Regions from separate parts of the Mus musculus genome. Here region 2 is linked to region 1. Evidence: chromatin contacts called from ENCODE Hi-C or POLR2A ChIA-PET data. All regions are on one chromosome and are shown on one strand. Each heading gives the region's core, a stretch centred on a gene start or an enhancer-like site at or near the end of the contact. The rest is flanking DNA. Distances are from core to core; before and after follow the strand shown. Region 1 overlaps Tmcc2 (transmembrane and coiled-coil domains 2). Region 2 holds the start of Tmcc2 (transmembrane and coiled-coil domains 2).

The links. A loop is a pair of places that touch in the nucleus more often than their neighbours do. ChIA-PET counts read pairs that join two places held with the same protein, here RNA polymerase II (POLR2A).
Region 2: a map of heart shows a loop between it and region 1 (1.9-fold over the local background). The contact joins the promoter of Tmcc2 here to the enhancer-like site in region 1. A Hi-C loop is called at or near these places in 10 of 37 maps with a recorded cell type or tissue (gastrocnemius, heart and left cerebral cortex). POLR2A ChIA-PET finds 5 or more read pairs at or near these places in 2 of 5 experiments (Patski and embryonic stem cell).

Annotation. Positions count from the first base shown.
Region 1 is chr1:132,351,661-132,357,765 of GRCm38, reverse strand. It overlaps Tmcc2 (transmembrane and coiled-coil domains 2), which reads left to right. Exons shown (of 5, transcript NM_178874.3): 5 at 1-1,451. The coding sequence ends at 260. Among named protein-coding and RNA genes, the nearest start is that of F730311O21Rik, 13 kb to the right of the region's middle. Within about 2 kb of position 2,370, at least 2 of the 3 ENCODE cell types and tissues checked have a DNase peak (open chromatin) inside an H3K27ac peak, as active enhancers do; they include gastrocnemius and heart, where a contact is called at or near this core.
Region 2 is chr1:132,388,994-132,395,098 of GRCm38, reverse strand. Tmcc2 (transmembrane and coiled-coil domains 2) reads left to right here and starts at 3,713. Exons shown (of 5, transcript NM_178874.3): 1 at 3,713-4,122. The coding sequence starts at 3,916.

The DNA of each region.
Region 1 (6,105 bases), core at 1,121-3,620:
AGCAGCAGCAAGTGGTGCAGTTAGAAGGTGTGGAGAACGCCAACGCGCGCGCCCTGCTGGGCAAGTTCATCAACGTGATCCTGGCACTCATGGCCGTGCTGCTGGTGTTTGTGTCCACCATTGCCAACTTCATCACCCCCCTCATGAAGACGCGCCTCCGGATCACCAGCACCGCCCTCCTGCTCCTCGTCCTCTTCCTACTGTGGAAGCACTGGGCCTCCCTCACCTACCTCCTGGAGCATGTGCTGCTGCCCAGCTGAGCGGCTGCCGCCCCACCCTGTGCTCTCCGGATCCCACTAGCCACAGGCATCTCCAGGAGGGCCCGGGGCTCCTGCGTCCCTCGGGGTCTGTCATGTGACCTGTTTGGCCCCTAACTGTCCCTTCTTTTCACTGCTTCTGTCTGACACCATCTCCCTTTCGGCCTGAAGGTTTCAGAGAGGGTGCTCTGGGCTGGAGGGAGCAGGGACACTCTCAGCCAAATGGAGCAGTGGGGAGACACCAGGGCTGCATTATTTGAATTATTTTGCAGCCACATGGGACTTTTCTGGGTTGACAAGAGGATGCTCTAGTCATGTAAGCCACTAAGATAGAAGGCCAGTCTCAGTTTCCCTAGGGAAGAGCCCATCCTGGAGGCAGCCACAGTTTCCTCCCATGGAGATGGTCTGGATAAAAGCCAGTGGGAGGCCCTGCTGAGCCTAGAGAGTGCAGAAAGGGGAGGGTCCCCAGCCTTGGGGCCAGAGGGCAGGCTTGGCACAGCCACTGGGAGCTCAGCCTCCCCTCCTCCTGCTTCTCCTTCCACTTGAGCTGGTTTGAGACTGGTTTCTGGAGGCTGTGGGGTGTAACTTTGGGTTTGTATTTTTTCTGCTCATCTTTCTGCCTGTCACCGGGTGTGCTGTTTTTCTGAAAAAAAAACAGGCCCCAAGGGCCCTGAGCCTCCAGCCCAAACCCTTAGACCTCTGGGATCACGTTGAGTTCTATTTATTTATTTACTTATTTATTTATTTGTACCCACCCTTCCCTCACTTCTGCCCAGCTGGGCTCCAGAGAGAGGACCCTGCCCATCCTCCTTTTGAAGCCAGGACTTATTCTTGGTTCATCATACTCCAGACCATGTATCCTCTGGTGTCCTGGCTGGAAGAAGGGGCGTGTGGCCATGCAGCCCGCTCTCCCAAGCTGTCCCAGCAAATGGGCAGGAGGGGCATGGCCTCTTTTATATATATATATCTATTTATTTTATATGTGTGTTTGTGAGGAAGAGGATATTTGTCATTTCCTTAAGGCTCTGGAGTGTTGTGTTCGATTCTGCACAGCCCAGCCTCCCCGAGGGCCTTTCCAAGCACAGTGGGGATTTCTTAGAACAGGAGAGAGGAATCCATGAAGCAGGAGAAGCAGTGCCTGCCAGCTGTGGTGGACCTTCCTAAGAAATAAATATCCTTTATGTTTTCAAACCATCCTGTCTGAGGTCTGCTGATTACACTGTCTCTGAAAAATCACAGGATTTCTCCCCACACTGAAGCATTCTGGGTATCATCTGCTGGCCAGATGTTGTCTTCCATACTGAATGAGGAACACACACACACACACACACACACACACACACACACACACACACACACTCACCTGCCTTGCTCTGAGCAACTTAAATGATATGCCTATCAATCCATCCAGCCCCAGCTTTGTTGGAGCACTTCCCAGAAGGGAAATGGAGAAGCGCCCATAGATGCTGTGACCAGTTGTAGCCACAAGGGGTCAGCAGAGTCCGTGCTCCAAAACCTCTCTCAAGACGAAGTCCTCACAAGGCTACTGGCTTTAGCTTGGCTTTGTTACACTTGTTCAGCTGAGGCAGGGAGTACCAGCTTTCCAAGTATGGTGTGGAGGCCTAGCACTTAGTGCCTGCCCTGTGGTTGTAGCACCTACCCCTAACAGCCCCAAAGCACTTCCCAGCAGGACCTTTGTGGATATTTGCAGTAGGCCCTTTGCAGGAGAAGGCAGCAAGAGGAGCTATGATAAAGCAGAACAAAAATAAACCAAAAAAAAAAAAAAAAAAAAAAAAAACAACCTTTGGTCTCAGCACATAACTAGTGCCCTGTAATTAACTCCCAGCCTTTCTCTGGGCCTCAGTTTCCCCATCGGGAAAGCAGGCTGGAGGTGGCCACTGTGCATGTCAATTCTGTGCTGGTATCCCAGGGCCCTGTGAGTCTGACAAGCAAACATTGCAGCTGCGTCTGTGGCCTCAGGCTCCAGGGGACCCAGAGACCGGAGAGGGCACAGTGCTGCCACCACAAGAGTTTGCCCTCTGTTACGTAGGAGTGTTGCCAGACAGCCTTCCAGCTATTCCAGTCTTGGATCTTGTACCCCCTTTCTTTTCCAACCACGTGTCTATGTGCACCTCTCTTGGGGGCCACAGGTGGCCCAGAGCCCACATTCTTGGGCCACAGGTAGGGGGTGGCTGCTCCTGGCTAGACATTTCCTACATTCCTTCCAAGGTCAGATGCCTTCCCAGAATTGGCTCTGAATGCCACTGCCAGCTGCGGCCCACACCGAAAGGGAGCAGGGAGGAAGCAGAGGTCATTCTTGGTCAGTTCTGAGGCTGCAAAGCAAACAGCCTAAGGGAGGTGCAGGCCCCCAAGCTGCATCTTTGTCAAAGAAAGCACTGGCTTACTTCCCTCAGCCAGGAGACAATGGGACACCTAACAGAACCCTGCCATCCTGGGGCTCAGGGAGGCTCCCCTGTTTGTGTCTGTTTGTGTTCCCTCTTTTTTTTTTAAGAAGGGTGAGTTATCCCCCACTTCTTTCTCTTCCCTGAGGTCCAGAGAGTGAGACATTGAGTCAGGGTTACCACTCGTAGTCTGCCTCCTTCAGACTACAAGACCTAGAGGCAGGCCCTTCCCAGAGCATCTATCCCACAAGTGCAGGTCTCACCCCCAGGGTACTAGAGAGCTTAGTCAGACTGGTAGACACCCACTACCTGGGTCTCTTTGGGTGGGGGCAGATAAAAAGACTTGGTGCCTTCTCTCTCCTGGGCAGGTAGCTGCAGAGCCAGCCCACTCGATAACCTCTTGGGTCACAAAGCTGCAGCAAGTGCAAGCTCTGCAAACCCAAAAGGCAGCCCAGGCCTAGTGTGGGGTACAGCTGATTTGTCTGTGCTGCCGAGTGAGGGCAGGGAGGAGACACTGGGACCACGGGAAGAGGAAGGGGAGCTATAACCAGATCTTTCAGGCAGGCTAACCTCTCCTGCAGAGGCAGGCCCTGCAGTCAATCCCGGATCTGGGCTCAAAGTCAACACTGCCACTAGCCTTAGACCTGTCGCACCCAGCTGTTGTCTCACATCGGCCAGTAAGAATGGTGTCTCTGGTACACAGGTGTGGTAACAGGAGACATGTGAGACATCGCATGCCTAAACTTGATGGCACACTCCCTGGAACGTAGAGAAATAACCCAAAGAATGACCACTCCACCTCAACACTAACGCCGGGTGGCAGGTCCAGAACTCCTTGGAGGAACTGAGGTGGACTCTGTAAAGACACACAGGGTGACACTGGCAACACCTCTGACCTGAAGACCCAGGAGCCTTTTCCTCCAGACTAAGAGCCTGCTGATTTGTCTAAGTCTCTCCCCTCAGTCTAATCAGCAGAAGCTTGGCTTCCTAGAAGATGAGACCCACCTGTCCTGAGCCGACATCAAAGCCCTGCAAATGTATCTGTGCGGGGCCCTCCCTCCTCTAGCAGGTGTGGTGTCTAGGAAAGAGAGTGAGTTCCAAAGTCAAGGTGTGTGGATTTGAGTCAAGACTGTCAGCCCCTACACTTGAGAGGAAATGATGTCTACATTGCCCATCGAGTAGGATTTGGCAAGGCACAGAGGTGTCAGGAGTGGGTGTGGTCCCACAGTGCCCCAAAATGACCCCCTCGGGAGCTATTTCCAGGAGATTTCCTACCCATCTAGGACTCCAACAGGGACTCTGATTTGCCACCAGGGCTAGACAAGGAAGCAGCCAGAGTGAAGTGGCTTGAAAGCTTATTGACAACTCTCAGATGAACATGGGAAGAGGCCATGGGCCCCAAGACCTGCTGGGATGGTGTCAAGGGAGGAGAGGAGGTGGGGCTTGCACAGCATATCCAGACGTGTTGGTAAGTCCTGAGTCACCCAAGCAGCCAGAAGGGCAGTCTGGGTGGGGACAGCAGCACTCCCTCTTATACACAGAGCCTCCAGGAGAGCACTCCCACGCTGACAACCCAGCCCTGACATAGTTCGCCGAGTGACCGTCTGGATGAAGTGGCCTGGGCCCATCACTGCTGAAAAGGTCACTTCTGCCACATCCCTGCCTACAGGAAGGACTTATCAAGTTGACTCTTGTTCCAAAAGTACCCCAAGGCTCTTCCCCAGTCTGCCTTTGGGGATCCTGGCTCTGTACCCCGTTAAGCATCTCATCTGAAGCTTCGTGGTTGCCTCTTTCCTTACCCTTATGGGAATTTCAACTCACTGGATAGAAGCCAAAGGCCAGTAAATGCGGTGGCCAGACCCTGTCTTGGCTACAGAAAGGCCACTTCCTCACATCAATCCCCCAGCTGAGAAGCCACTAGCTGTGTCAGGAAAGGTCTTGAGCTATACTTGGAGGTGGTCCTCTGACTATTTATCATACACTCAGAAGATGGAGGCAGGAAGAGAAAGTTTAACTTCCTTTGAGATGGATAACTAATTGAATTCATTCCAGAAAGAAGTTCCCATCACAGACCTGCTGCAACCAGCCGACTTTGACCTATCTTCCCCCTCACCTTCTCAGTCCTGAGAGACACAGCTGAAGAGAAAGGTGCTAACGGGTGGTCCTGATTTTTTTCCACTTTTCCCACTGTGGCTCTTAGGGTTTCCCCCAATAAGGCAAATGACCTTAAACCTAGCCTTAGGTTCATTTCAATCTCGGAAATCTGGTTTTGCGTACCTGGGTATGCATGAACACAGAGACACAACCACACACAAAAGAATGTGTACACGTGCACATATAGACATAAGAAGACATACATACAAGCATATGCATAGATACACATGTACATCTATGAAAATGCAAACACATGCACACATGTGCACACACGCATACAGGCACACAATGGTGCATGCAAGCACACACATACATTCACATGTGTCCACACACATGTGCAGACACAGAAACATGCACTTACATAATACGTACATACACAAATGTATAAACACATATGAACACAACTATGTGCCATGTATGCACAGGTACACATATGCATGTAGTTACACATACATAGGCAAATAGGCACTTTCACACACACAAGAACGCCAGCACAAACATCCAAGCATGTACCATGTACTGGTTAGTTTTGTCAACTTGACACAAGCTGGAGTTATCAAACAAGAGGAGACTTTCATTGAGGAGGCAATTGCCTCCATCAGATTGGCCTGTGAGCACGTCTGTGGGCATCGTCTTGACTAGTGATTGATATGGACAGTAGCGTTGCTCCTGGGCAGAGTTATGCCTGGGCTGATGGTTCTGGGTTATATAAGAAAGCAGGCTGAGGGGCTGCAGAGTCAGTACAGTGGTTATGAAGGCTGGTTACTCTTCAGAGAACCCATCGATTCCCAGGACCCATGTGGCAGCTCACAGCTATCTGTAATTCTAGTTTCAGGGGATCTGATGCTCCTTCTAGCCTTTGCACAGACACACACACACCATCACCTGCATGTATACAAAACTGCTCTTATACAAGCACATATCCCAGTGTCCACACACACATCATTACATCACTTCTCTGGGATTCTAAGTTCTCATCTTAATTGGAGAACTTGAGAGGGAGACACAGATACAGCTAATGAGTTATCAGGCCCTGGAGGCTCAGACAAGATAGGATAAGGTGCTGTGTGGAAGAATCCCACCACAGAGAGAGGAAAGCCCATGGGAGACCCATGATCAGGATCCTGCTTATTTGGGATGCCGGGGTATGGGGTTGTCTGGGACCATCAGGCAGGTCCTCACTGCTGGAAAGCCCAGGCTGGGAGGAGCCAGAGGCTGGATTTGAGTCAGTGGCTCCTTTTTCCTCACATCCTCTTACATGTTCATCAAATTTCTTGGTGACAGCATTCTGA
Region 2 (6,105 bases), core at 2,464-4,963, 36 kb before region 1:
AATAAATAGATGTACCAAAACAAAATGAGATATTCTACTCCTATATACCAAACATAGCCTCTTGCTTTGTAAGTCTGCAAAGGTTTGTCCTACCTTAAGTATAAATATATAATTTGCGCTTGTGTTTTCTCAAAGCAACAGAGAACAATAGGAAGACCATCAATCCAATCCTTTAAAGCAGAATTTCAATCAGCAAAATGCTTCCAAGTTGTATGGATCTCAGGTTGCTTGTGTTGTATGGCTAATGAAAATCTGTCACTTGCTTCAACCCAGCTGCTACGGGTCATTTAGGTCTCTTCAATGATGTCACTCCTAAACTTCCTTTGAAGTAGATTGATTGATTGATTGATTGATTGATTGACTGATTGTACGTCCCTTTCAGAAATGGTTGAGATCTATTTGAATTCTATGGATGACATCTATGATAGAGGTCATAGCCTGAAACCTTGTGCCACGCAGTGTCTAGATACTTTATATATATTACTCAACACTCTAAGAGGTAGATAGCCATTACCCCAATTTCCAAATAACTAAGAAACTTGGACACGGATTAGGGATGGAGGTGTAGTTTAGTGGTAGAACATATGCTTAATATGTGTGAATCTCTGGGTTCAAGTCCCAGTAGCTCACCCTGAAAAGAAGGAAAACAAAGAGGATTTTTATGAAACACACCAAAGACTTCCTGTTGATGTATTTCACACCTTGGACATTGTTATGGCTATTCCTGGCTGTCAACTTAACTACATCCGGAATGAACTATAACCCAGAGCTGGAGGGCACACCTGTGATCCAGATCTTGAGGCTGGAAGACAAAAATTTCTGACCCAGATCTCAACATGGGATGACACACACCTTTGATTCAGATCTTGAGGCATAGTGGCCATGAAAAGCTTAGGTTCATGCAATGTGGTACAAGCCTTTAATCCCAGAAGACTGAGGAAAGCAGGTCTCTGAGTTCAAGGCCAGCCTGAGACAGAGCAAATTCCAAATCCAGGCGTGGTGGCACACCATTCCTCCTCCTGAAGGCTCCATAAGGTTGGAAGACAGAAGACTCACTCTTCATCATCTGCTTGCACTTACTTGCCAGCACATCTGCTGGAGCCTACTTCTTCAGGATTCCAGCTTATACAGAAGACAAGCTGAAGCAACCATCCTCCTGGGACTGAGCAACTACCAGATTCTTGGACTTCCTATTCACCGCTGACCATTGTTGGGTTAGTTGGATTGTAGACTGTAAGTCATTCCACTACATTCCCTTAAGAACATTCCACAAGTTCTATGACTCTTGAGAACCCTGGCTAACACAGACATAATAAATACATAATACTATTTTAAAAATCAAACCTAAGCCAGATGCTTCTAATTTCAACCCTCAGAGGCTGATTCAGGGAGATTACAATTTAGAGGCTACCCTGAGCTATTCATAGTGAAGCACTGCCTCAAAATCAAACTTGGATGATCATCGATTTGTTATAGAAATGAAGCATAAGTAAAAATTATGATGTTTTCTGCTTCCTAGGGGTTATTTAATTTTCTGTTATGAATTTATTTACTGTATTTTCATATGTACAAGTGCTTTGCCCACATGTATGACTATGCACCACGTGTGTGCCTGATGTTTAATGCTCAGGCAGCCTGGAAGAAGTGGTCAGAGAAAATGTTAGGTTCCCTGGGACGGAAGTTGTTAGCTGCTATTTGGGCACTGCTATTTCGAACCCAGGACCTCTGGAGGAGAGCCCAGTGCTCTTAACTGCTGAGCCATATCTCCAGCCCCATTCTTGAAGGATTCTCGAAGAACCCCTTCTGCTCTTCTTTAGCTTGGAGTCAAGAAGGGCCCACTGTGTGTTCCAAACCCATTGCCACCCAAGACTTGCTCATGCTTTAGGGGCCTCTACACGTTCCTCTCTCAGCCCAGGCAGAGAGCAGTGTGTTTCTCTCCTTTGTACCATGTACCGAGGGAATCTGCTCTCCACGCCCCCCCCCCAGCTTGTCTAGTCCCTGCCCACGATCTGCTCTGGCTCTGGCACTCTGCCATTCCTCAACATTGAAAATCCAAAAGGCTTATAGCTTTGCATTCCCAAACTGTGCCTGATACCGTGTAGTGGATATGGGGTGGGGAGGTAGAGTGTTTTTGCATTCCCAGCCCATTCTAAATTCCCATCTTCTAAAAACAGAGCAGCTTAGTTTAGAAAGTGGCTCCCTGAATAGAGTAAATTCTTAACAACTTGGTCTCTTTTAGGATACACATCAAAATAAGGGACTGGAATGGGGGAAAGGCTTAACAGAGTTAGGAAACTCACAGACTAGTGGGACCGAAGTGAGGCAAGAAGGGTTTGGTGAGTGTGAAAGAGACTGGCAAACTGTAAAATCCTTCAGAGAAAGCTCTGTGACTCACAGGGGGAGGCGCAGCCTTTTACAGTAGCCCAGGCCTGTGTTTCTCAGATGTTACCTTGTGTGAGAATTACCCGACGGGCTTGTGAAACATGGATCTTTGGGTCCATGACTTCTGATTTAGTTGTATCCAGGAATTCGTATTTCTGTCTGGTTCCCTGGTGGTGGTGATGATGATGATGACTACGATGGTGATGATGCAGGGTCCAGTCTATGCCTTAAGAACTACTGGATGCTGAATAAGGGCAACCCATCCATGCCAAAGAAGGCATACAGTTTGCAGAACGAATAGGAATTAATAGAGTAGAATACTACTACTCTCCATTTTTTGGTAGCTCCATCTGCTCTCATCTTCCAAACTGCTTAGCAATAGTATGGGGCAAATGTAACATTCTTTTTCCAGTCTTCAGTACATATCATTAATACCTACCATTAATACCCATTCCTTTTAAAAAGCTGCTTCTGGTGAGCATGTATTTGGGCACTGAGTTTCTAAACATAAAGCCTGCGTTCTTATGAGATGTGTATTTAAAACAGAGAAAGAGGGGATGTAGCAGAACAGTCCCTCTCCTTTGCTTTTGTAGCTATGAAGGTAGGCATGGGTTTGCGACCCAAACCACCTATTCTAGAAGGGACTAGCTTGTCTCTAACTGAAGGGATGCATATAATATAAGGTGCAGAGTTAGGGGAGTGATGATAAACACTTAATGTGTCCCCCAACAAAGCGAATGGGCGGGGTGATCGTGAAGGCCTAGCCTGGGAGAGGTGGCTCCAAAGCCGGCACAGAGCTGAGCTCCAACACAGCCTCAGCCCTCCAGACCCTCCCGGGGGACGCGCGGTGCAACCAAGCCTACAGCGGTGTCCGCGCGCCGTTGCGCAGCCCTCCGGCCTTCCCATTGGCGGGCGGCGCCATCTGCGCTCGCCTCGCCCTGGCGCTGGCGGGCGGAGGCCCGGGCGGGGTAGGCCGCGCTCGCGGCGGGCTGTGGCCGCAGCCTTGCGCGGCTGCTGACGAGGAGCGGGGCGCGGGGCGGGAGGAGGCAGGCCCATGCGGGGCGGCGGCGGGCGGCGGGCGGCGGCGGGGCCGGGTGCCCAGGGCGGCCCTATGGGACCCGCCCGGCCGGCTCCCGCGTGCCCTGCCTGGCCCAGCAGTCCGGCCTGCGGGCGGGGATGCGCGGTGTGGTCCAGCTCCCCGCCGCCCTGCGGGGCCCTGAGGCAGAAAGTTTGGGGGTCGGGAGCGGCCCCCCTCCCGCGCCAGTGACTGCCTAAGGACCGCTGCAGCCCGGCTTCGCCCGCGACCTGCCTCCGCTCCCCAGGTCGGAATGAACTATCCTAAGGCTCCCCCTCTTCGCCCCTCCCTCATCCTCCTTTAAAAAGATAATTTCTTAAATTCAAGAACTCGTGATCTGCCTACTCCCCTCGTCCATAATTTAAACCCCAGGTCTTTTGAGTGCAAGAGGGGGGTGCGGTCTCTCCCCAAGATAGCACGCTAGAAGGACAGATTCCCCTTGCCGACCCACTTACACCATGAAGAGGTGCAAATCGGACGAGCTGCAGCAACAGCAGGGCGAGGAGGATGGGGCTGGGATGGAAGACGCTGCTTGCCTTCTGCCAGGCGCGGACCTCCGGCATGGGGAGGCCTCGAGTGCTAACTCCGCTGGCGGGCCAACTTCAGATGCTGGCGCTGCGGTGGCACCCAACCCGGGTCCCCGAAGCAAGCCTCCTGATTTAAAGGTGAGCGCAGACCGTCTCCAGGCAAGCCCAGCCCGCCACGTAGCTTCCCCCACCCCTCGCAGAAGTGTCTTAACCGAATAAAAGTGATGGGGAAGCTCGCAAAGGTCAGAGAGGATGAATGATGTTCGGCTAGGTTCGGAGGGGGAAGCTAGGCACCATTTGTTCCTGTCTATCAGCTCCATCTCAGTCCTCTGTGTTCTTCATTATTCAGCAAACGTTCTAATGACTCACTCATCTGAGATTGTTTGAAGAACGTGTGTGAAACCCTATTTTGCAGACAAAGGGCTGGCGAGATCTAAGATGCTAACTTAGAAAGTTCACAGTACTCTCCCTTCTGTAGGAAGGCTAGAGAAGAAGATTGTAGCTTGGGAAGCTAAATAGGTGACCGTTACCTTCCTATGCCAATTAGCCTCCTCCGAGTGCGGATTTTTTTTTTTTTTTTTTTTTTTGAGCATCTTCCTGAACGAAGCTCAGTTTGTCCATCTATGAAAGGGGGGTGTAGATGTCTTGCCGTTAGGTGGAGCCAGAGGTTAAGCTAGTGCTTGGAGATCCCTCTCTGCCTCCTGAACCAACCCCCAGGGTGGAGAACTGACAGGTGGCAGGGCAGAGCCTGGGCTGATTGGGGCCTCGGTTCAAGTTGCACACATGCTGAGCCGGCAGCTAGAACCAGAATTGGAAAGGACCGTTCACATGGAGCTGTTTATTTTCCAGCCCGAGGTCTTCCAGACTATTGGCGAGCTGTATTGAATACATCTCTGTATCAATTACAGCAGCAGCCAGGATAAATAATGCGCCTTTGCTGGAGTTACCATCGGGACTGCCAGCTCAGGCTCCTTAGGCCAGCTCACAACTGGGCTGAGAGAGATGTCAGCTCCCGGAAGGAACTTAAATGCCTTGGGGATTGATGCCTTGGAAATTTTCTCCGGAAAGGGTGCAGGGTCTGGGATAGGGGAGCAGAAAGGCCTCCCGTTAGGTTAAAGCCTTGTCCAAATGGCTGTGGGCCCCGGAGGAGCTCACTAGAATAAGCTAATGACATTCCTTCTTTGGTCTGAGCAGCTCAAAGTCAGGAAGCCAGGTGAGTGCATGTGTGCTTTATGTGTGTGTGTGTGTGTGTGTGTGTGTGTGTTGTCCCTTGGGGAAGAGAGCCCACTCACTCCTTGTGGGACTTTTAAATTTTTGTGGAAGTTTTGCAAACCTGACCTCTTTCCACCCACCTTATGTGTAATGATGGACTAGTTGAACACCTAGGCTTTCTTCACAAAGCTTGTGATTCCCTCAGGCTCCAAGAAGTGTCACTCCCTCCCCCAAGTGACATGTTTTTTGTTTTAACTGAGATGGTAAGTCCCTTTAATGCTGCCGAGAGGAACAGGGGGTGACCTTTCGACCTCCCTCTGCTGGCTGTGCTAAGGGGGCTGTAGTTTCTGTGTCTATAAAGCTGCCCAAGGCTCCTTGTCTGTACCCTCCTGTGTCATCTTTTTTGATGACATTCATTTTGAACAGGGGCAGATAGAGCGATAGCACTGCACTTGACTACAATATGTTAACCGCTGAGCCGTCCTGAGGAGGAATTGAGAATTGAGGACCCTTACACACACACACACACACACACACACACACACACACACACTTCTATATAGCCCAGGCAGTGTGGATCCAAGCTTATGCAAGCACGGGGAGACTCACAGAGCACTTGCCTGTTTATCTCTGTCTGTCTCATCACAACATGTTTACTGCAGGACAGAGACCTCTCTACCAGATGTGACTCAGGGCTACCAAAATGTGACATGTCACTTAACTTTTCTGAAGAAAGGAACAAGGGATATTGGAGTGTGGCTAAACTTGTTTTCCAGTGCTGGACAAGTTTCCCATGGCTGACAGTTTAGTGGAAAAATTTCATCATTGTCTCTGGAACTGGGTGGGGGCTGACTTGTTCTGAATTTGACAATGATACCAAGAGGAAATGCGTTTGCTTTTTAATCTGGA